3 separate regions of the Homo sapiens genome follow, and all the other regions are linked to region 2. A link is a loop called in an ENCODE intact Hi-C map of the cell type or tissue named here. Cell type or tissue: endothelial cell of umbilical vein. All regions are shown on one strand. Links, peaks and the distances in the headings refer to the core of each region. The heading gives the core; the rest is flanking DNA. Region 1 has its middle 54 kb from the start of LINC00399. Region 2 holds the start of LOC130494219 (a long non-coding RNA gene). Region 3 overlaps MYO16 (myosin XVI).

The links. Peaks named below come from ENCODE experiments on the same cell type or tissue, not always from the same donor. Only the 100,000 strongest peaks of a DNase experiment are listed, where the experiment ranks them.
Region 1: a loop joins it to region 2, with 9 times the contacts of the local background. A loop is called at or near these places in 3 of 110 quality-filtered maps.
Region 3: a loop joins it to region 2, with 6 times the contacts of the local background. A loop is called at or near these places in 4 of 110 quality-filtered maps.

Annotation. Positions count from the first base shown.
Region 1 is chr13:109,341,193-109,352,446 of GRCh38, forward strand. No RefSeq gene overlaps it. Among named protein-coding and RNA genes, the nearest start is that of LINC00399, 54 kb to the right of the region's middle. RefSeq lists an enhancer at 7,591-8,790. In endothelial cell of umbilical vein, for the core only: no CTCF peak of the experiment used is centred there; DNase peaks (open chromatin) are centred at 3,549 and 4,499; H3K27ac peaks cover 1,927 bases.
Region 2 is chr13:109,266,608-109,277,861 of GRCh38, forward strand. It overlaps LOC130494219 (a long non-coding RNA gene), which reads left to right and starts at 5,596. Exons shown (of 2, transcript NR_185888.1): 1 at 5,596-5,812; 2 at 11,024-11,254. LINC03061 (long intergenic non-protein coding RNA 3061) reads left to right here. Exons shown (of 2, transcript NR_185883.1): 2 at 1,004-4,468. RefSeq lists enhancers at 664-1,622, 4,140-4,868. In endothelial cell of umbilical vein, for the core only: no CTCF peak of the experiment used is centred there; a DNase peak (open chromatin) is centred at 6,764; H3K27ac peaks cover 1,857 bases.
Region 3 is chr13:109,203,291-109,205,790 of GRCh38, forward strand. All of the region lies in intron 34 of MYO16 (myosin XVI), which reads left to right. LOC124903207 (a long non-coding RNA gene) reads right to left here. Exons shown (of 2, transcript XR_007063864.1): 1 at 1-2,500. Among named protein-coding and RNA genes, the nearest start is that of MYO16-AS1, 37 kb to the left of the region's middle. In endothelial cell of umbilical vein, for the core only: no CTCF peak of the experiment used is centred there; a DNase peak (open chromatin) is centred at 1,101; H3K27ac peaks cover 404 bases.

The sequences.
Region 1 (11,254 bases), core at 3,304-5,803, 72 kb after region 2:
TGACCACACTCAGAACATTTTCATTATCCCCAAAGAAACCCACACCTTCTGTCATCTCTCAGCCCTGCCAGTCCCCTCTCCAGCCTTAAGCTACCCACAAATCTACTTTCTGCATCTATAGATTTGCCTCTTGTGGGCATTTGATACAAATGCAGTGTGAGGTCCATTGAGCCTCACTTCTAACAAACAGGGCAGGACAGAAATGATGACATGAGTTTCAAGGCCTGCCTCTTGTTCTCTTGGGTCTCATTCTGGAGGAAGCCAATTGCCGTACTGCGACTGTAGAAGACGCCCAAGCAGCCTCACCGATGCCGGCACTGCCTTCCATCCTGTGAGAAGGCACCTTGGACACAGACCCTCTGGCCCAGGCAGCCTCAGATGCCTGGAGTCCCAGCTGCCATTCTGATGGCAACCTCACTAGGCACCCTGAGCCAGAACTGCCCTTAAACTGCTCCCAAATTCTTCATCTGCAGAAAAGATATGGATAATATGTCGTTTTTGGTGTGTTGTTGACACTAAGTTTTTGAGTAATTTGTTAGGCAGCAACAAATAATGAATACAAATATTTTCCATTATTTCCCTGCCACTGTGGAAAAATCTACAGAAGTTTAGTTTTTCTTTCCTTCTACCTTCTAGACGAACTTTTCATTTGCCTTTTATGGTTGGCAGAATAATGCCACCCTCTCTCCAAGATGTGCTTCACCTAATCCCTGAAAACTGTGGATATGCTACCTTAAAATGGTAGCAAGGGACTCTACAGATGGGATTAATTTACTGATATTGGAGTGGGAAGATGATTATGAATTATCCGGGTGTGTTTAAGGGCCTTGGTAAGAAAAAGGCAGGAGCACTAGAGGCAGAAAAAGAGCTGTGAGGACAGAAGCAGAGGTCAGACAGATTTGCAGATGCCATGAGGCTGGTTTTAAAGGTGGAGGGAGGAGCCGTGAGGAAGGAAGTATAGGTGCTGGGCAAGGTGAGGAGGTGGATCCCCTCTAGAGCCTGCAGGAGGAATGCAAGTGTGTCAGCACCCTGATTTCAGCCCCAGAAGACTAATTGGACTGCCAATCTCCAGAACTGTGAGATCATAAATTTGCAGTATTTTCAGTTACTAAGTTTGTGTATTTTTCTACAGTAGCAATGGCAAACAAATACATCTTCTAACCTCAGGGTCCTTTAAGGTTCAGAAAGTTTACTAGCTATGTCTTATGGTTGTCTTTTCTACATGGATTTTCCTCGGGACATAAGATACCCTCTCAAACTGGAAATGTAAATATTTGTTTTTTGAAGTTTTTTAAAATAATGTTTTTTGAATATTTTACTCTTTTGTTATTTTGATACCCTATGTGATGGTTAATACTGAGTGTCAATTTGAATGGACTGAAGGATGCAAAGTATTGATCCTGGGTGTGTCTGTGAGGATGTTGCCAAAAGAAATGAACATTTGAGGCCGGGCGCGGTGGCTCACGCCTGTAATCCCAGCACTTTGGGAGGCCGAGGCGGGCGGATCACGAGGTCAGGAGATCGAGACCATCCCGGCTAAAACGGTGAAACCCCGTCTCTACTAAAAATACAAAAAATTAGCCGGGCGTAGTGGCGGGCGCCTGTAGTCCCAGCTACTTGGGAGGCTGAGGCAGGAGAATGGCGTGAACCCGGGAGGCGCAGCTTGCAGTGAGCCGAGATCCCGCCACTGCACTCCAGCCTGGGCGACAGAGCGAGACTCCGTCTCAAAAAAAAAAATAAAAAAAAAAAAAAAAGAAATGAACATTTGAGTCAATGGGCTGGGAAAGTCAGACCCACCCTTAATCTGGGTGGGCACCATCTAATCAGCTGCCAGCATGGGCAGGATATTAAGCAGTCAGAAAAATGCAAAAAGGCTAGATTGGCCTAGGCTCCTGGCCTAGGCTCCCAGCCTACATCTTTCTGCTGTGCTGGATGCTTCCTGCCCTCTAACACAGAACTCTCAAGTTCTTCAGTTTGGGGACTCAGACTGGGCTTCCTTGCTCCTCAGCTTGTAGACGGCCTATTGTGAGACCTTGTGATCATGTGAGTTAATACTTAATAAACTCCACTACATATATATATAGATATAGATATAGATATAGATATCTCCTAATAGTATATATATATATCCTATCAGTATATATATATATCCTATTAGTATATATATAATATATATCCTATTAGTATATATATAATATATATCCTATTAATATATATATATATCCTATTAGTATATATATATCCTATTAGTATATATATATATATCCTAATAGTATATATATAATATATATCCTATTAGTATATATATAGTATATATCCTATTAGTATATATATAGTATATATCCTATTAGTATATATATAGTATATATCCTATTAGCATATAGTATATATCCTATTAGTATATATATAGTATATATCCTATTAGTATATATATAGTATATATCCTATTAGTATATAGTATATATCCTATTAGTATATATATAATATATATCCTATTAGTATATATATAATATATATCCTATTAGTATATATATAATATATATCCTATTAGTATATATATTATATATATCCTATTAGTATATATATAGTATATATCCTATTAGTATATATATAGTATATATCCTATTAGTATATATATTATGTATCCCATTAGTGTATATATATATCCTATTAGTGTATATATATATCCTATTAGTATATATATATACACACTATATATATATATCCTATAAGTATATATATATATACACACTATATATATATATCCTATACTATATATGTGTGTATATGTATATGTATTTATATGTATATATGTATATACACACATATATATGTGTATGTGTATATATATAGTGTGTGTGTATATATATATATCCTATTAGTTCTGTCCTTCTAGAGAACCCTGACTAATACACCCTACTTAGGTAAATCCATCACACTTTCTAGATTTTACTTGCCTTGTTCCATAACTACTGTTTTTCACTGTAATCCCATTAACTCTTTGCTCATTTTCTTTATATTTTGAGTGTTTTTCTCAGTACAGTCCATTATGTGCAGAGCTGTATTTTCATAGTATTTCTCCTTAGTGCTGCTTCCCATTTAGCTATCATTTTTTCCTGTGCATTTATATTTTTCACATTTTTTCCTGAGCTACACCAGCTCACATAGCACATTCTTCTGAGGTCCCAATATATCACCCATGAACTAATGTGTTTCTGCTGCGTGTTTTGTTTATACAGATGATGGTTTCATTTTGTTGGTAATTTGTGAAGATAGGTTGGATCATAATCTCTCTTTGTGGTAGCGTTTTTCTAATGCAGGTTTTTGTCTGCATTAGAAATTAATTTCTCTGTTCTTTCTTCCCATTTGTAGAATTGTACAATCTTTGTATATTTTGCTTATTCCTTTTAAATTATTTCTCGAATATTTCTCATGTTTGAACAAGACAAGCTCTCCACATATTGACTATCTGTAGGAAGTCCATGTGGGACCTGGGGCAGCGTGTGCTTCAGGATGTTAGGAATTCTCAGAATGACTCAGGACTATGGAGTGCAGATGAGCTTCTGGACTCTCATTTCCTTTCATCCAAGCAGGATCAACATTCGGGGGACTCCCAGTGGAACTTCTCCTTGCCTCACCACCTGCCTCATGTTGTCACCAAGGACAACCTTCTGAAGACACTTTGGCACGGTGCTCTCTCAGCCACTTTTCCTCAACTTTCTCTCAGAGCCAGACGAACTCTGGGGACGCTCTCAGGGCCGGGCAGAACTCATCCCCATCCTGTGACCCGAGTTTAGATCTAACCTGCATGGCTGCCATCTACCTTGAACAAGTGGACTTTGATGGCCTTTTCTGAGGTCTGGGACCATAGGTGTCCACCCTCGAGGGTTTCCATGTTTGATTGTCACTGCTTTTGAGAGGCTAGGCTTCTGTTTTATTCTTTCTTTCCTTCATTTTTATTTTTCTTTTTTAAAAATTAAAGATGAAGTTCATTTGTTTGTTTTGCTTCTTATTTTGGAGTTAGTTTCTACAGGAGGAGGAAAAGAAGCCAAATTTTATTCACCAAATTCAATTCAAAATTAAATACAAGTCAAAAGCAGAAATTCTTACCAGCTCTGGCTTGATGAGGGATCTATCTTGTTTCAAAGGATTTCTCAGAAAGAAATTTCCAACACCTTCTTTTGTGCTTCATACTGGCATCCCTAGATTATTTAAATCTTGATACAGTCATTTGCTGTAGTAGACATTCCCACAATCATTAGATTACCCACTTATTTGAGAAGCATGTTTTCCATGCCTTCAAGTAAGTGAATGATAAAAGCATTTGACTGGATTTAATCGTATCAGAACCTTTTGGCTTACTGCTAATGACTTCCTTTCAGGCTGATATCAGTACATTAATCACCACTTTTTAAAAAAATAGTTATTCACTGCTTTACGTTGCATCCGATTTTGCTATCAGTCCATTCATGTCATCCTGCTGTGCTTCCGTGAACATATTAAACAGAACTCTGTCACATGCTTTGATGGAACCCAGCTACCCCACATCTATGTCATCTTCCAAGCTGCCAGTCCAGTCAAATGTCAGAAAGCAAATGAGGTGTGACTCGCTGTTAGTGAAGCCATGCTGACTCCTGAAAATCATGACTGCTTTTTCTAAAGGGCTTATAAGTCTGTAGCACAATAGTCCATTCCACAGGTTTACCAGAAAATACCATCAAGTATGACTATTTGAGGTTTCCAGGACTCGTGGCTTTGCCCTTTCACTTTCTTTGTGATTCTTCAAAGATAGTTGAAATTGGGTTCTGCACACTTTGGAGTAAAATCCAGCTCTACCTGGAACCTCAGCCCCATGCACGTCAGCTGCTCTTATTGCCTCTGAGCTCCGGGACCCCACTTCCCATTGCACCCATTTGTTCTCCCTGCTGCCCCTAAAGATGGATCTTAAAGGAGAAAGTTGGGGGGAAAAAGGAGCAGAGGAGCAGCTTTGTCCTCTCTCATCTCTCTTATCTGCTCATTGATCCCAGATTGTGGGCTCATGCAGTTCTCCCTAGGGTTGCCTGTTCAGAGCAGTCCTGAAAGTTACTCCTGGCTGTCAGTCCTGTGGCATATCATGAATCCTCTCGGAGCTAGATCTCACCCTTTTGTAAGTGGGGACAATCAGCCCTGCCTGATAGGACTTCTCAATGGCTGAGATAAGACATAGAACAGCATATAATGCCTGACACCTGGGAAGCACAGAATAAATATTAAGTCTCTTATTGTGATCATCATTCTCCATGGCAGATTAAAGGGTAGGCTCATTACTCATTACTTTTAATGGCAAAAGCTGCAATTACTTTTGCACCAACATAATACAACAACTATGGAAAACAGTGTGGAGATTCCTTAAAGAACTAAAAGTAGATCTATCATTTGATCCAGCAATCCCATACTCTTGTGTATCTACCCGGAGGAAAAGAAGTCATTGTGTGAAAAAGATACCTGCACGTGCAAGTTTATAGCAGCACAATTTGAAATTGCAAAAATATACAACCAGCCAGATGCCCACTAATCAATGAGTGGATAAAGAAAATCTGATATATACCTATATATCACATGTATATATATCTATATCTATATGTGTGTGTATATATATATATATACACATACACATAGACACATGGAATACTACTCAGCCTTGAAAAGGAATGAGATAATGGCATTCGCAGCAACCTGGGTGGAATTGGAGACCATTATTCTAAGTGAAGTAACTCAGGAATGGAAAACTAAACATCATATGTTCCCACTCATAAGTGGGAGCTAAGCTATAAAGATGCAAAGGCATAAGAATTTTACAATGGACTTTGGGGACTCAGGGGAAAGGGTTGGAGGGGGATGAGGGATAAAAGACTACACATTGGGTACAGTGTACACTGCTAGGGTGATGGGTGCACCAAAATTTCAGAAATCAACACTAAAGAACTTATTCATGTAACCAAACACCACCTGTTTCACCAAAACCTATTGAAATAATAAAACTGAATTCTTCAGAGAGATCCCTTTAGAAAAAGCATTTTATTATCAGCCTTCCCAATTCTTTTTTTCACCAAGTTCACTGGTGATATAATAATTAGGATTTTTAAAAATTACTTATGTGTTTTAAAGTGATGCCCTCTTTCAGAGTCTCTGACCATGGATTACACCCGTTTCATCATTGCTCCCACCTTTGGCCTTTCCCAAACCAGGTCCTCCCTGAATTCCTTTCTGGAAAGACCTGGGATAGAATTGACCAAGCCATCTTTCACTTTCTTTCTTTTCTCTTCTTCTGCATAGCTAACAGATCTATCAAGTTCTGCTGATTTTACTTCCATGCACTTGTTGAATCTGCCTTGTTCTCTTCATCACTCTTGCTACCACCTCACACTGTTTCCTTGCTTGTGCCCTTTCTGTGAGTTGGTCATATTCCCTGCCACCAGATCTGCTCTCTGCTGCCAGAAGGGTATTTCCAAGACCCTATTTTAATAGCACTACCAGATTGATAAACATTCTGTAACATATTGAAAATTTTTCTAGGTCAGGCATGGTGGCTCATGCCTATAATCTCAGCTCTTTGGGAGACTGCAGCGGGCGGATTGCTTGAACCCAAAAGTTCAAGACCAGCCTGGGCAACATAGTGAGACCTCACTCCTACAAATAATAATAATTAAAAAAATAGCTGGGCCTGGTGGCTCATGCCTGTAGTCTCAGCTACTTGGGAGGTTGAGGTGGGAGGGCCAGTTTAGTCTGAGAGGTCAAGGCTGCAATGAGCCATGACTGTGCCACTGCATTCCAGCTTGGGCAACAGAGTGAGATCCGAAAAGAAAGAAAAGAAAAGAAAAGAAAAGAAAAGAAAAGAAAAGAAAAGAAAAGAAAAGAAAAGAAAAGAAAAGAAAAGAAAGAAGGAAGGAAGGAAGGAAGGGAAAGAAAGAAAGAAAGAAAGAAAGAAAGAAAGAAAGAAAGAAAGAAAGAAAGAGAAAGAAAGAAAGAGAAAGAAAGAAAAAGAAAGAAAGAAAGAAGGAAGGAAGGAAGGAAAGAAAAAGAAAGAAAGAAAGAAGAAAGAAAGAAAGAAAAAAAGAAAATTCTTCTAAATCAATAATCAAGAAATGTAATTGCCAATTTAAAAATCAAATATTATGACTGATTATATCATGTTTAGATTTATCTCACGTATCAGCAATTAATATACAAACATGATAAATTTAACAAAGTGACTCTTCTATAAGCATTAACAAGTTTTCTTCAATTAAATTTAGAACTTTGAAGGACAGTGATCCTAATAAATAATTATTATAAACTTATAAAAAGAGAATACATTTTTTTTTACCCATTGATGTTTCCTGTAGTTGTCTTAATTCATGGATCTACCTGAAAAACTGTGGGTTAATTTTACCTTCTTATTCTGGCTTGAAAATTTTTAATGGAGCTGTTTTGGTGGTGTAACCCATTAAATGGTCATCAAAATGCATGAGGGAAGAAAAATGCTAGATGAACTATGAGTCATTGGTACTTACTAATTCTTCCATCAAAGCTTTTAAAGTGTTTACTCTCGTTCGAATAAAATCTACTATGGGTAAGAAAAATTTAAGTAGGATGTTTGTCCAGAGAAATTTGAGTCTAAATGCACAATTAAATTACCACTTAGTAGCAAAATTTATTATTTGAAATATCTTCCAAATATCTGTGAAAATGAATGACAAATCTTATCACATTCTAACTCCCGAAGATTTTTTAATAGCACATGTTTGAGATATAATCACTGTTTGAAGTTGTAATCTAAATGCTTTTAACTTTGTCATTACTGTTGTAGTTTCACTGACTTGAAAAAAATACTTTAAAATAATGACTAAGGAGATTCTTCACTCCTACTATTTCCCTGCAAGGAATAAGGACAGGGTGCTTGGTGCAATCACTCAGTAGATAAATTCTTGTTACATTAACAGTTTAAGTGAATAAAAGGAGACCCATACAGAAGAAGTAAAGTGACTCATAGAATTAGAATTTCCTAAGATCTACAAATTGATCTTATACTTTGAATAATACCATACCAACTTTTTGCATTTGTTTCAGGAACTTTAAAAATTGAACTACTAATGTAAAAATAAGCCAGGAAAAAAAACAAGAGGAATGAAGAAGAGAGAAGTACCCAGAAACCACATGAAAATGTCCAAATATAGAAGTGGACGTGACCAAAGGTGAATTTCTTTAATTTGTCCAGAAAAATAAAGCATGTGTTTCTGGCACTGTACCAAACTTGTGTAGGTGTTACTCTGTTTGCCATTTTTGGTTGTATATATCTTGAAGATTCTTTTAAAGACAGTTCCATCCTCAAATAGGATAATTACTAAATAGATGCTACATTCAGAGGATGTTATACAGGAAAAAAAATGACAGAAATGCCTAGTATACCAGTGTAGCACAAAGAGAAGTGGATAAGTCTCTAGGGGAGGGGATGAGGCTGTTAGAGAAGAAAAGGTGAGTTAGCTGCGTTGAATTGAAGGGTGAGCTGAATATTGTGTGCAGGCAAAGAGCTAGGGAAGGTCTGTTAAGCAGGGACCACATCCGATGCAAAGGCCCAGAAGCAACAGCACAGGCTGCTTAGCAAGCTGCAATGTTTGCTGTGGATGGAGCACAGAGTCTGGAAGGAACATGGAGTACAGGTTGAAGCTGGAAGCCACGGAGGTAAAAGAAGGCATCATGTTTGGTACAGAAGGTTGTTTCAGTAAATGTCCTATTACCTTAAGACCACCCTCAATAAGGGGCAGAGATTCTAAGATTTAAAAAAATCACCTGAAACCCATAAATACACATCAGTAATTACAAACACACGTCAAACACTGAATTAATAAATATGTTTTCAGGGTGCGAAGAGATGGTGTCACGAATAGCTTTCTCCTGGGGCACGACCTGGATTCTGTCCCAATCATGCTGCCAATACATTGGCAAACCAAACAAAAGTTTCTAGTTTTCTTACTCTTTGTAAGTCACAGTGCTCTCTGCAGAAAGAAAGAATAATAATTGTAAACTTGGAGAAATAGCTTAAATGCTAAGCACATAATTATTACTTCTCTAAAAACCTTTGCAAGCAAGAGTAATCACCCAGATATTGGCAAATCTGAACAGTTCTGCCATTTCCAATGGTGTGATAGTGTTTAGCATCATAATTACAAGATTTTTAGAGACGTATAAAGGAATAGTAATTACAAATTTTAAAAATATACTATACATAATTAAAAGTCAATACACTGCTGTTCACTCACATTTACTGTAATAATAGAGTATGAACAGACAATACAATTGGGTCGAAAGGGATGTTCTCTGAGAGCTAGGACATCCGGAATGAAGTCTTGGTTGATGGCCTTCTAGAGTATAATGATAAGGTGGCAAGTGCTGGTTACATATGTCTTCAAATCGCGGGGACTGAGTAGATGCTATCCTTTACCACGTACAACCAGTCACCTTGGATCATGGCTGAGAGGCATGAAAAATTCTTTTAAATCCCTGATTTTCTCTAGTGTTCCATAATTAAATCACATAAAATCTGGCATGAGAAAATTTAATACATTTCTAAGAAATAATTGACTTGGAGAAACAATAAAAAAACTGAATATGGTAGTCTCTGCCCTAGAACTTAGATTGTAGGCATTGCCTTGGGCTACAGAGTATTGAATGTGTGTACCTAGCTCAAGAATAACGGATCGGGATTCAGAGATGAGATGTCTGTGGGGAGTGGTAGATGATAAGAGATGTTGAATCCAACTGTTAAGCTTTATTTTTATGATCTGAGCCAATTTTTTTTTTCAGCTTATGTTCTTATGCATTGACACACTGATGTAGGCCGCCATAATAAAGCCTGTTAATATCTGGAATTTTATTCCAGGAAATATTGGTCTGTGTTTTTGGAAGTCACTTCTGTCTGTAAGACCTCTTGCAATTAGGATTAAATCTTCCCACGTTAAAGATTATCATTGTCCAGAGGCAAACAACTGGTGTTATTTAAAGGGAATACGAATTATTGACCTCAAAATATGAGCTTACCACACTCAAAGACAGCCAGAATATTAGAAGTTTCAGATTACAGAGTGAGGCTTTTAAGAGGAATATTTTGCAGCATGTATTTCAACAATCACCCATACCCTAGGATCCTTCTGTGTTTGGCTGAGTTCAGAGATTCTGCTCATCAGTTTTTGAAGACATGTATTATAGGTTGGTGCAAAAGTTATTGCGGTTTTTACTGTTGAAGGTAATGGCAAACACTGCAATTACTTTTGCACCAACCTAATAATTTAGTATATACACTATATATGTATGTCTTCATATATAGTATATATATGTAATATATTGTGTTATGTATAATAAAGAATAAGTATATATTACATAGTATACATACCATATTATATAGTATATGTAATATATACTACTATACATGGTAGTATATAATTATTACAAATTACATAAATATACAACATATATCACATATGTAAGTTACGGACATGCCACTATAATTTAAAGAAAAGAAAAAGTGTTTCAAAAGATTATTTTAAAACATACCACTATAATCAATAATAATATCAATGATAGTAGGTAACATTTTGAGTTTTTCATCTATGCCATATACTCTTCTAAGCTTTTTGAGTATTTTCTTTTCACCTTAAAAACAAACCTGTATACATTTACCAAAACCCATCGAATGGGCAACACCAGGAGTGAACTCTAATGTAAACTGTGACATTTGGGTGATGATGATGAGTCAATTTAGGTTAATTGATTGTAACAAATGTACCCCCTGGCAAGGGATGGGGATAATGATGAGGGAGGCAGTGTGTGTGTGTGGAGGTGAGAGGGTGGGGAGGTGTATGGAAATCTCTGTACCTTTTGCTCAGTTTTGCTGAGAACATAAAGCTGCTCTAAAAAAAATAAAGTCAATTTAAAACCAAAACACATCATAAGAAGTTACTCTCACCATCTCCATTTTACAGATGAGTAAAATGAGGCAGGGGAATGCCCAGCATCTTCCCTGGGTTCACACAACAAGCACTTGGTAAAGTTAAGATTCAAACTGGCACAGCCAGCTGCAGAGCTCACACTGGTCTGTATAAAGTAAGAAAAGACATCTATTCCCATTGATATGGTTTGGCTGTGTCCCCACCCAAATCTCATCTTGAATTGTAGCTCCTGTAATTCCCATGTGTCATGGGAGGGAGCTGGTGGGAAGTAATTAAATCATGGGGGTGGG
Region 2 (11,254 bases), core at 5,465-7,964:
CACTATGGGCAAGCTTCCACCTTCCATTCCTCCTTCTTCTCCCTTAGCCTGTATTCTTAAGAACTTAAAACCTCTTCAACTCTCACCTGACCTAAAATCTAAGTGTCTCATTTTCTTCTGCAATGCCTCTTGACCCCAATACAAACTCTACAGTAGTTCCAAATAGCCGGAAAACGGCACTTTCAATTTTTCCATCCTACAAGATCTAAATAATTCTTGTCATAAAATGGGCAAATGGTCTGAGGTGCCTGACATCCAGGCATTCTTTTACACATCAGTCCCTTCCTAGTCTCTGTGCCCAGTGCAACTCATTCTGAATCTTCCTTCTTTCCCTCCCGCCTGTCCCCTCAGTCCCAACCCCAAGCGTCACTGAGTCTTTCTAATCTTCCTTTTCTACAGACCCATCTGACCTCTCCCCTCCTTGCCAGGCCAAGCTAGGTCCCAATTCTTCCTCAGCCTCCGCTCCTCCACCCTGTAATCTTTTTATCGCCTCCCCTCCTCACACCTGGTCTGGCTTACAGTTTCGTTCTGTGACTAGCCCTCCCCCACCTGCCCAGCAATTTACTCTTAAAAAGGTGGCTGGAGCCAAAGGCATAGTCAAGGTTAATGCTCCTTTTTCTTTATCCCAAATCAGAAGCGTTTAGGCTCTTTTTCATCAAATATAAAAACCCAGCCCAGTTCATGTCTCGTTCGGCAGCAACCCTGAGATGCTTTACAGCCCTAGACCCTAAAAGGTCAAAAGGCCATCTTATTCTCAATACACATTTTATTACCCAATCTGCTCCCGACATTAAATAAAACTCCAAAAATTAGAATCTGGCCCTCAAACCCCACAACAGGACTTAATTAACCTCACCTTCAAGGTGTACAATAATAAAAAAAAGGAAGTTGCAATTCCTTGCCTCCACTGTGAGACAAACCCCAGCCACATCTCCAGCACACAACAACTTCCAAATGCCTGAACCGCAGTGGCCAGACATTCCTCCAGAACCTCCTCCCCCAGGAGCTTGCTGCAAGTGCCAGAAATCTGACCACCAGGGCAAGGAATGCCTGCAGCCCAGGGATTCCTCCTAAGCCATGTCCCATCTGTGCGGGACCCCACTGGAAATCGGACTGTTCAACTCACCTGGCAGCCACTCCCAGCGCCCCTGGAACTCTGGCCCAAGGCTCTCTGACTGACTCCTTCTTGGCTTAGTGGCTGAAGACTGACGCTGCCTGATCGCCTCAGAAGCCCTGTAGACCACCATGGACACCGAGCTTTAGGTAACTCTCACAGTGGAGGGTAAGTCTGTCCCCTTCTTAATCAATATGGAGGCTACCCACTCCACATTACCTTCTTTTCAAGGGCCTGTTTCCCTTGCCTCCATAACTGTTGTGGGTATTGACAGCCAGGCTTCTAAACCTCTTAAAACTCCCCAACTCTGGTGCCAACTTGAACAACACTCTTTTATGCACTCTTTTTTAGTTATCTCCACCTGCCCAGTTCCCTTATCAGGCCGAGATATTTTAACCAAATTATCTGCTTCCCTGACTATTCCTGGACTACAGCTGCATCTCATTGCTGCCCTTCTTCCCAATCCAAAGCCTCCTTTGCGTCCTCCTCTTGTATTCCCCCACCTTAACCCACAAGTATAAGATACCTCTACTCCCTCCTTGGCGACCGATCATGCACCCCTTACCATCTCATTAAAACCTAATCACGCTTACCCGACTCAATGCCAATATCCCATCCCACAGCATGCTTTGAAAGGATTAAAGCCTGTTATCACTCACCTGCTACAGCATGGCCTTTTAAAGCCTATAAACTCTCCTTACAATTCCCCCGTTTTACCTGTCCTAAAACCAGACAAGGCTTACAACTTAGTTCAGAATCTGTGCCTTATCAACCAAATTGTTTTGCCTATCCACCCCGTGGTGCCAAACCCATATACTCTCCTATCCTCAATACCTCCCTCTACTACCCATTATTCTGTTCTGGATCTCAAACATGCTTTCTTTACTATTCCTTTGCACTCTTCATCTCAGCCTCTCTTTGCCTTCACTTAGACTGACCCTGACACCCATTAGGCTCAGCAGCTTACCTGGGCTGTGCTGCCGCAAGGTTCCAGGGACAGCCCTCATTACTTCAGCCAAGCTCTTTCTCATGATCTACTTTCTTTCCACCCCTCCACTTCTCACCTTATTCAATATATTGATGACCTTCTTCTTTGTAGCCCCTCCTTTGAATCTTCTCAACAAGACATACTTCTGCTCCTTCAGCATTTATTCTCCAAAGGATATCGGGTATCCCCCTCCAAAGCTCAAATTTCTTCTCCATCCGTTACCTACCTCGGCATAATTCTTCACAAAAACACAGGTGCTCTCCCTGCTGATGGTGTCTGATTAATCTCCCAAACCTCAATCCCTTACAAAACAACAACTCCTTTCCTTCCTAGGCATGGTTAGTGCGGTCAGAATTCTTACACAAGAGCCAGGACCCCACCCTGTAGCCTTTCTGTCCAAACAACTTGACCTTACTGTTTTAGCCTAGCCCTCATGTCTGCATGCAGCAGCTGCCGCTGCTTTAATAATTTTAGAGGCCCTAAAAATCACAAACTATGTTCAACTCACTCTCTACATTTCTCATAACTTCCAAAATCTATTTTCTTCCTCATACCTGACGCATATACTTTCTGCTCCCCGGCTCCTTCAGCTGTACTCATTCTTTGTTAAGTCCCACAATTACCATTGTTCCTGGCCCAGACTTCAATCTGGCCTCCCACATTATTCCTGATACCACACCTGATCCCCATGACTGCATCTCTCTGATCCACCTGACATTCACCCCATTTCCCCATATTACAAGCCACTAGCCCATCTCTTAGAACCTCTCATTTCCTTTCCATTGTAGAAATCTATCCTCAAGGAAATAACTTCTCAGTGTTCCATCTGCTATTCTATCTGCTATTCTGCTACTCCTCAAGGATCATTCAGGCCCCTCCCTTCCCTACACATCAAGCTCGAGGATTTGCCCCCGCCCAGGACTGGCAAATTAGCTTTACTCCACATGCCCCGAGTCACAAAAACTAAAATACCTCTTAGTCTAAGTAGACATTTTCACTAGATAGGTAGAGGCCTTTCCTACAGGGTCTGAGAAGGCCACCGCAGTCATTTCTTCCCTTCTGTCAGACATAATTCCTCAGTTTAGCCTTCCCACCTCTATACAGTCTGATAACAGACCAGGCTTTATTAGTCAAATTAGCCAAGCAGTTTTTCAGTTTATATCCCTTATAGTCCTCTGTCTTCAAGAAAAGTAGAACGGACTAAAGGTCTTTTAAAAACACACCTCACCAAGCTCAGCCACCAACTTAAAAAGAACTGGACAATACTTTTACCACTTTCCCTTCTCAGAAGTCAGACCTGTCCTCAGAATGCTACAAGGTACAGTCCATTTAAGCTCCTTTTTATTAGGCCCCAGTCTCATCCCAGACACCAGACCAACTTAGACTGTGCCCCCAAAAAAACTTGTCATCCCTACTATTTTCCGTCTAGTCATACTCCTATTCTCCGTTCTCAACTACTCATACATGCCCTGCTCTTGTTTACACTGCCAGTTTACACTGTTTCTCCAAGCCATCATGGCTGATATCTCCTCATGCTATCCCCAAACTGCCACTCTTAACTCTTGAAGTAAATAAATAATCTTCGCTGGAAGGACTATGCTGAACCTCCTTAGGCATTCTCTAATTAGATGTCCTAGATCCTCCCAATTCTTAGTCCTTTTATACCTGTTTTTCTCCTTCTCTTATTCCATTTAGTTTTTCAGTTCATACAAAACCGTATCCAGGCCATCACCAATCTTTCTGTATGACAAATGTTTCTTCTAACAACCCCCTCAATGTCACCCCTTACCACAAGACCTCCCTTCAGCTTAATCTCTCCCACTCTAGGTTCCCACGCCGCCCCTAATCCCGCTTGAAGCAGCCCTGAGAAACATCGCCCATTCTCTCTCCATACCACCCCCCAAAAATTTTCACCGCCCCAACACTTCAACACAATTTTGTTTTATTTTTCTTATTAATATAAGAAGGCAGGAATGTCAGGCCTCTGAGCCCAAGCCAAGCCATCGCATCCCCTGTGACTTGCACGTATACGCCCAGATGGCCTGAAGTAACTGAAGAATCACAAAAGAACTGAAAAGGCCCTGCCCCGCCTTAACTGATGACATTCCACCATGGTGATTTGTTCTTGCCCCACCTTAACTGAGTGATTAACCCTGTGAATTTCCTTCTCCTGGCTCAGAAGCTCCCCCACTGAGCACCTTGTGACCCCCGCCCCTGCCCACCAGAGAACAACCCCCTTTGACTGTAATTTTCCATTACCTTCCCAAATCCTATAAAACGGCCCCACCCCTATCTCCCTTCGCTGACTCTCTTTTCGGACTCAGCCCGCCTGCCCCCAGGTGAAATAAACAGCCATGTTGCTCACACAAAGCCTGTTTGGTGTCTCTTCACACGGACGCGCATGAAAAAAACCCTTTCATTTTACTGTGGGACGGCAACCCTTTCTGGGACCCCTCTCTGCAGCAGAGAACTGTTCTCTTTCTTTCACCTGTTAAACTTCTGCTTCTGCTCTGACCTCGTCCTTGGTGTGTCTGCATCGTCGATTTCCTCAGCTGTGAGACCAACGACTTGGGCACCCACCCAGGCAACAAGGCCTTTTCAGTAAGGGAAGTGGTAAAATGTTTTCAATCCCTGTTGCCAAAAATCGGCCTAAGGCTTCCCAAAAAAAGTAACCCAAAGCAGACATGGCAAATATTTGCTACATTTGATAATAAGCCAATAAATTATCTGCTAATAAGTGACTGAAATATTTAGCACACATCTGCCTTATTCTGATGACTGATCACATTTCTAGCTCCCCTGTGGACTAAAACAATATGCTTTCCTTCTCTACACAAGCAATGCTTTCTGCAGAGACACAAACTTTACATCTGAATACAAATGCAGCACGTTTTAATTCTGCCTCTCATTCTCCAGCAAAATCATGGGGAAGAAGGAAAACATCCTTAGTCAAAAGGGGTACAGGGACTTAGAACCTCACCATGCTGCAGTCACACAGGCAATAGAGAAAGATGGCGGTGGTTCCCTGGGGCAGTTCCCCTCTCAAGCAAGGAGACAGGGGCAGCACTCCTACCATCTCCCCAGGGATATAGGAGTTAAGAAGGAATTGCTTAGGCAGATAGCAAGGGCATGGGAGTCCTGGGTAAGGCTTTTCTTTTTAATGAAAAGCAGCCCCAAGTCATTTTCTAACAAAGAGCAGCCTGCAAGCTGGGAGCTTGCATAGGTGAATGCCAGCAGGAACTAAGGACTAGACATTTTCAAACTGGTGGCTCCATCTTCCCTTCCCTGCCAGCCAAGTGTATTGTAAGGAGCAGAGAAGATGGCTCTGATCAACTGGAAAGCCTATTTGCATAATTAGATTAGGGTGGGGCAACCAGCCTTCCCCCGCACACTATGTAGACGTCATACCTGATGGAACCAGTCTGTGAGCCCTATGTAAATCAGACACCGCCTTCTCCAACTTATTATATCTGTTTTGGTCCACTGCCTCCCCACTTTTCAGATGTCTCTCTCTCTCTCTCTCTCTAAGAGCTGCTCTCCTCTCTCCTTTCTTCTATCTATTAAATTTTCCACTCCCTAACCCACCCACATGTGATTGTGTCCTGAATTCTTGGTGTGTGACGATGAACCCCAGGGTGTATACCCCAGACAGCACAGCCACTTCACCAGCAGGGACAGCAGCTGTCACATGAACTGGAGATGAACTGGAGGTGAGTCTGATGTCTCGGAATTTTGAGGAAAGTGGGTAGAAAGTTGCCAAGCAAGCTGAAGAGACAAGCAAAAGGGATCATATTCCAGAAGAATTCTTAGCAAGACCACAGTCAGAACTTCAATCAAGGTGATTGATTGGTCTGAAAGGGGGAATAGAATGTAAATAAAATACAACCATGAGAAACCACATGTATGTTGTTGAACCTTATCTAGACACTAACTGTGAAAAAGCCAGCTTGGATTATTGATGAACGACATTCAGAAAACCACAATTTTGCCATGCTTATTTAGAGAACAGAGACAGTGGTATTATCAGCCTATAGCTCAATTGTAAAATTGGGATGACTAGATGTCCCGAGACTATTCTGTTCCTCGGCCCTCTCGACACTCACCTAAGAAGCTTCCAAATTTACCACTTCTCAGTCATTGTAAGGATGCTGCATGTCATAAGGATGATTATGGAAGATTATGGGCATGTTCTACATAGAGAACAAGAAAAGTCACAATATTTTCTTTTATAAATTTATATTTTGGAATTTATATTAGTTCCCCTAACTCTAAATAACCATGGGAATATTGACAAATTTGATTTTCCAGAACTTTAAAGCTGAGGCTAGACACTAACCACAGTGACTTTATCTATGTAGTAGCACACTCTACCAGCTGGGATGTCTGGATAACAAGTTCCCCAGATTGCAGCCTCCCTCCAGCACCAAGTAGGATTACGAGTCTGTTTGGTTTCATTTTAGCTATGTAGATTTGTCAAATTTTGTCACCTCTGGACTTCAGTTTTCTCATATGTAAAATGATGCATTGGCCTGAATGTTTTCGGAGAACCTTCAATCTCTGTGAGTCTCTTCACTGAAAAAATTGTTGACTTTCTTTTTTTTATTGTTCTGTTTTTCTTTTCTATGTCAAAAAAGCACTATGGTAAAAGTCTTTCAGTAAAACTTGAACCTTGGGGCTTGTTCCTGAGTTTGACATGTTAAACAAATGAAAGAACTGTTTTCAACTGATTAGTCATATCCTTCAATTCCTACGGGAATATGGGTTCGTTGTGCATGAGAAAGTCAGCCAACTTTGGCATGAAGATGTCTTTCAGGTAGGTAGGCCACCTGTGATGAAGTGAATCATTGAAGAAAGTCTATTTTCTTGTGGCATAAATACAAGCCTGAAGATTACACATAAGCTGTCATACACGTACCTCCTAAATGCAATTCCTCAGAAGTGACATGCTATCATCATTCACATTAATGTCTATTTGTGCAACTACATTGTTTAAAATAATCAACCAATTCATCACAATAGATATTTGGGAGGAGTGAGGGAGCTTTCTCTGTACTAATGAAAGAAATGACATTTCTGTTTACCATTTGTCAGTTTTAAGTAGTTAATAAATATCTGAAATGATTTTCATATTTTGATATGGTATTCACTTGTAAGGATATGCAATTTTTAAGAGTTATGGTGAGAATGTTTCTTCCATAACATTCAGCTTTGAAAAGTTTTAGGAAACTATTCATTATGTCTCAAAAGTTAAATGCACGACAAATGAAATGCCTCTTATTGGTTGCAATTTTCTAAAAGTAAGTAATGCCTATTACTTTGATATTTAACTCAAATATATTAACAATAATTGAAAGCTTTTGAGTGCTACAGGTTGATAATAAACCTGAAAGTATAGAATAATCATCTGTATTTTAAAATTTTTATTCTTAAGGCCAACAAAACAAAGTAAGAATTATGTCAGTGTTTCTAACTGTCCTACCCAGATCTAGCTCCTGACTGATAATTGTCAACAGAGTCAAACACGCCTTCCTAAGGCCAGCTCCACTTCTCCAAAGCAAGCTCCTCTCACTTTGCCACCCAGAAGCCACACTGGAACCTGGAATCTAAAGAATGTGTTTGCATTATCAAAGAACTCTCCCTCTCCTAAAGGGTCCACCCTGGGATTCCATTCTAGTGACTTGACAAAATGCTTCTAATTACTCCTTAGTTAGTTCCCATAATCCGCTTAAGGACTTGTTTACTTGTTGACAGGCAGGGTAGGAATTCAGCCTTGACAGTCTGTGTCAGTGCAACATCATAAATAAGATAAACATTATCTGAAGTGATCACAATGTTCTTGAACATCTGTGCAACATCATAAATAAGATAAACATTATCTGAAGTGATCACAATGTTCTTGAACATCTGAGCCGGACAGAATCAAGCCTGCGTCATCTTCCTTCTGATTTTCCAAATGAGCACACAGGAGAGGCCACTCTAAAGTCACCCTGGGAATGTGTCTGCCTCCAGCCCCATTCACGGCCCCTGGCACTGGCTTGTCATGAGATGGTGTTCAATGAATGCTTGTGGAATTGAATGAACACAATGTGGATTTACACCCTTTCCTGTCAAATAGCTAGTTCTAAAAAATACAGACCTGCACTTCAGCCATGCAATGCCTTTTAAGATGTTTCATACTCTGATGCAGAGGAAGATGTCTCTTGCCATTACAGAACCACACCGAGAAAGATCAAACAAAATCACACCAAGAAAATTCATGTGCAGATCATCTCATTTGCAATTATTGCAGCATGCACCAAGTCCAACACATTTCACCCACACTTTATCAGCAAAAAAGAAAACACCTGAGGGTCAGCGTCTTCTCCAGGTCCTGGCACAGGACTACCTGAACCACGGAGATGTTCAGTGGGTTGTGTAAATGACATTCCTTTCATGGAGACGAATGGGCACATGGCGTCTAAAAGCCATTCTGTAAGACATATTCCAAAAATAATTGTTTTAGTACCTTTTCAGACTGTGCATTTAAAAAAAAAAAAAGCCCTTAGCCTCTAGGTCACATGTACCAAACAGTAGTTCATTACGATGCAATACGGCCCCGCCACACTTACTAATTTTATACCAAGAGGATGAAATGATGTTGTCTAGGGAACAGGATAAGAGGAAAGGGGTTTAGGAACTCAGAATTTTATTCTGGCTCTGATGCTAATTTTCCTGTGACCTCAGCCAAGTCCTATAAATTGTTACTATCTGCAAAGTGAAGATAATGGACAAGTCTCACAGGATAGTTGTGGAGATTAATTAGGCAGCTCATTTGAGATTCAAAGTGCTGTGAGCCCACAAGAAAAGTCCTGGGGAAGAACAAAGGCGGGGCCCACGCTTCGTTTCAGCAGGCCGGGGACCACACCAAAGGCACTTCAGGGATGCATTTGGTGGCACCCCGGTATTTGTTAATTTACTGGTATTAGGAAGTCATTATGGTTACCAGGGGTTAATGGAAAGATTGAACTTGCTAAAATGGGCCATAGAGGCGTAAATCGAGGGCTCCTTTGTTCAAAGGAGGATTGGGCCCTTCAGCATTAAGCCTAGCTGCAGTGTGCTTCCTGGCCTTGCAGATATCTTTCAGAAATCCAAAGCAGGCTGTTGGTAGCATGAACATTTTATTTTTCAGTGAAAAATGAAATCTTTTACTTCTCAATATGTCCAAGAGAAAAATTATTTCAGAGAAAAAAAAGAGAACAAGTTAATTAGTATGCCTTTAGTGATCCTCTGATGGAAGAGTTCCATCCCTGCATCCCTTACACCTGCAGCTAGGGGGTGAATGCTCACATGCGTGCACACACACACACACACGCACACACACACACCGAGCTGAATGAGAAGTCTAGGAAGAAGCCAGCGTAACACTCAGGGAAGGAGCCCAGAGGAGTCTCCAGCTTGCACAGAAGGAACTCATGTGAAGTGCACAGCATATAGAATGAAATAGATCCCAGAGTTTTCAAAGCGAGGCTCAGCTTTGCAAGAGAAGCTCAAATGAATACAAACCAGTCAGGGAAGTTATAGAAGGAAGTGAGATGTTTGACTTTTTATGAAAGGTGTCTTTTGAGGGCAAATTTTGTGAGAGTTGTAAGAGGGAGGGAGGAGTATGGATAAAGATCAAAAGTACTACATTCCCTAGGCCTGTTTCCATGTCCCTCTCTTGGTGGAGGCCAGAGTGTGCATTTCAGTAGGTGCACTAAAATCCTGACATCTCTAACCAGCCCCGGTCGTCCTATTTGAATATGGCTCTATATAGATGACAGGCATGAAAAGCCACACGTATTGCAACAGCCATTCAGTCCTTGAAAGAGCACTGCAATTCTACCTTGCCAGGAGAATCTACTTTGTAAAGAAGAAAGGAAAGAGGGAGAAAGATAAGAGCAAGCCGTAAATAAAGCAGGACTAAGAAATGAAGCAGGAAGATGCCGCTTGAAGGACAATACAAGATGAGTAACAGGGACCAGAACACGCTACCCTAGAATATGACATGCTGGCATTTAAGGAGACAGCAGAAGCAGGAAGGTCTCTCTGACCTTCTTCCACCATTCTCCCCTGAAGCAGGCCATGAAAGAATTCTCTGGCCTTTCTCTAAAATAAGTCATAAGACTCTCATTACAGAAGACTGTTCCTTATATTGGGGGGAAAGGAATGAAGACAAAAAAACACCAAGACGAATCTGAACAAAGGCCTTGCTAAGTTCCCCTCATTTTATAACCATTAGGTCACACCCACTTTGTCCAATCATATTTCTGCATGACTGTCCAAGTCTTCATCAAACCTAAACATCCATAGATTTCCCTGTTTCCTTGGGTCTTCATTTCTGAAGGCTCCCATGTTACATAAAACTTACATTGAATACATGTATGTGCTTTCTTCTTGTGCATCTGTCTTCTGATATAGTGAGTCTCAGCCAGGCACCTCCATGGCTGAAAAGCGTAATCTTTTCTCCTCTAGGCCCCCTTTCTGCCCATTCCACTGGCTTGCACAAAGTATTGGAATACTTATTGAAGTGTCGAGTTCTAGTCACAGGGCAGTAGCTACCTTCTAGATGGGCATCCATTATTTCCACTTAATTCTCATGGCTTGAAGACACACAGTATGGTCTTGAAATGGATTAATGTCTGGAAAAGCCGACGGTGGGCCTGACACTATGCTCTGCACAACATGGATATTCTGTATCTAGACCTAAGTGCCCTCCAGAGAGAAAAGACTCATTTTTCAAGATTACTATCTCTGACATTAAGAACACTGAGCTGGGGTTTAAGGTTGCTTTCTCTCTGGTCTTGGAATTTCTGTGGCTTGGGCTGACAAACCCTGCCAGTTGTTAGGGGCAGGGTAAGGGGCAACCATTTTTCTTTAAAGTAAGGGGGGCCTTTCTCTTCCAGCCTTGCAGGAGCCTTGGTTGTCTAAGGGGAGTAACCTGGGGAAAGATCCCAAGTGCAGGATTTATCATCACAAACACAATGGAAAGGGAAGCCAGCTCCCACACACCCAAGGCAGCACGAAGCCTGTTCTTCAGAAGGAACCCTGCCCTCTCTCGGCTCCAGTCTCTCCATGGGAAGCTCTGGGCTCCCCAGCAGTGTCCACTGGCTGGCCCTGTAACTGCAGCCCAGTCT
Region 3 (2,500 bases), core at 1-2,500, 69 kb before region 2:
CTATACATCTGACAAAGGACAAATATTCAGAATCTACAAGGAGCTCAAACAAATTAGCAAGAAAAAAGCCAAACAATCTTATCACTTTCATTTTCGAGGGGTATTTTTTATTCAGTGTAGAATTTTATGTTGACTTTTTTTTTTTTTCTCTCAGTAATTTAACCAGGAACATGTTGGCTTCTGGCTTCCAGTGTTTCCATGAAGACATCAGCTTTCACTCTTACTGTAGTTCCTCGCTGGGCTGTGCTGGAGAACCAGTCTACCCCTGGTTCTCTCCTAATCCTCAGGCTTGATCCGCCTTTGCCTTTCATTGCGAGGTCTTTGTTCCTCAGCCCTGAAAGATGACAGCAAATCTAGCCCTGTGTTTCAGAGCTCCCAGCCTGACTCTGCAGCCTTGTGCCCCACACACTTTCAAAATCCAGAAAATGTTTTAAGATGAGACTGGTCACATGCTAGAGGCCATCATCACCCCTGCCAGGGTTTTACTTCTGAAGCACCTCTGTCACTGTAGGAGGTTTCATTCTGCTTTCTATAAACTTTGGCCTAGGGCGCCCATCACCCATGCAGGTGAACAGCTAAATGAGTGTCCCCTGTGGACGATGGCTGTGCATTTGAGGACCTATAAGTTTCCAATTTGTTTCTTTAGTCCCATGAAACTCCAAAATATCATGTGGTTTATCTTCCTTCCAGAAAAAACTCTCTGGATCTGGGGAAATGCTCAGAATTGGCAAATGTCCCCGGGAGGAAAAAAGCAGCTGGTAATTATCTGTTCACCTCAAAAAGCTTCACTCCATCTGGAATTCTCTCCATTTGTCAGAATTTCCTGATGTTTTAGAAAAATGACTCTTTTTTGAAATTTTTACAACAGGAACAATAACATGCTATAGCTCTCCAGAAGTGAACGTTCCTCAGTTTGTTTTCTAAATAAATGAATATGAAGTTGTGTCATTTAGGAAACATGGTGTCTTAAGAAAACTTGGGGAAAATAATCAGTTGACATGGTAGCGATATTCTTCCATCAGTTAAATGTTGTTTCCTGATCTGGTGACATTGTTTTCAGAGATCACTACTGTATGCTGAGTGTGTGCCAAGGAACATAAATATGAATGTTCCATGTCCACACTAATGAGACTGAAGGGAATGTAACCAGCACAGCACACACTGGTGGAGGATGACGGAGGAGCTGGCACACACTCCTGGACAAACATAGATGACTGTGGTCCCATTCAGAAAAAGAAGGGAAGAGGAACATGGTACAGGGGACTCTGATCCTTAGCCTGTATCAGATCCTAGACCACAATAGTTGGGTTAAGCACAGTAGACTCACAGCTAAAAGCATATCTTCTTTTGAGAATTGTCTACTCATGTCCTTAGCCCACTTTGAAAGAAATTATAGATGATGCGAACAAATGGAAACACATCCCATGGACTCTTGGGCCAGGCTGCCAGGATCTGTCATTTTCCATGTGGCTTTGGCCAGATTACCTGACTGCCCTGTTCCTGTTTCCTGATCTGCAACATAGAAGTACCCACTTTACAGGGCTCTTAAGAGCTGACGAGTTAATGCCTGGAAGGTGCTTACGAAAGCACCTAGCACACGTGTAGCCAAAGTGTTCACTAAATAACCTGATTTCATGCAAGCTCCCACCACCCTGCTTTCTTGGCTCACTCTGCTGAGAGTAGAAGCAATCTGGCTTCCACAAGCATCTGCCCAACAGAATTTCTCATTTCCAGGCCATTCTGATGCAGCCCTAAAGAATAAAAAAAAAATACCCTTTTAAGAGGCCCACTCTGCTCTGCAGCTCACTCTCTGTTATGTCTAGAAATTGCTTTAGGGACTGAGTAACCATAGTCCTCTTTTCTACCCTTAAGCTCTTCTTTCCTCTGGTTGTCTGTAAATTCAACTGGGGAGGCTCCTTTTACTAATAACCAGCTCCAGAACTCTAGTTACAGACTCTGAATATGGGTTTGACCTTCATGCTGTAAACATCATCTCCTTGATCCCAGCCTTTAAAATCCTCTTTCTGGGGGAAACAGTAGGCTCAGGTGTTGGTGTTAGAATTGGGCCTGGATGGAACACTCACTCCCTTTGCTGCTTTCAAGTGACTGTTTTCTACATAAGTGCATAACCACTTGTGTTCTGTTTTGTTTTATTTTCTCTCATTTTAATGGAGAGGGTTGTGATGAGATAGAAGAAGTGCTGGAACAAAGTAGTTAGTGCTTTGGAGGTAGGATGAGTCATCTCATTTCCTCTGAATTCTCCCCAGTATTCCTATTCGGATTTCCAGAATCTCATTTTTTTTTTAAACCAGTATACTTCCTTAGAATTGCCAGAAAAATTGATATCTGCAATGTCCAGCTACTACAGACTTCTGGCGGCTGGCAGAAGAAGGGTGACCCCAGCTACATAGCCAGCTTGTCTTGTGCCCTAGCTGAAGTCAGGGGGTAAGCTTGGTCTGCAGGGTGTCTCTCTTCAGGGGCCATAGTGACACAAGATGAT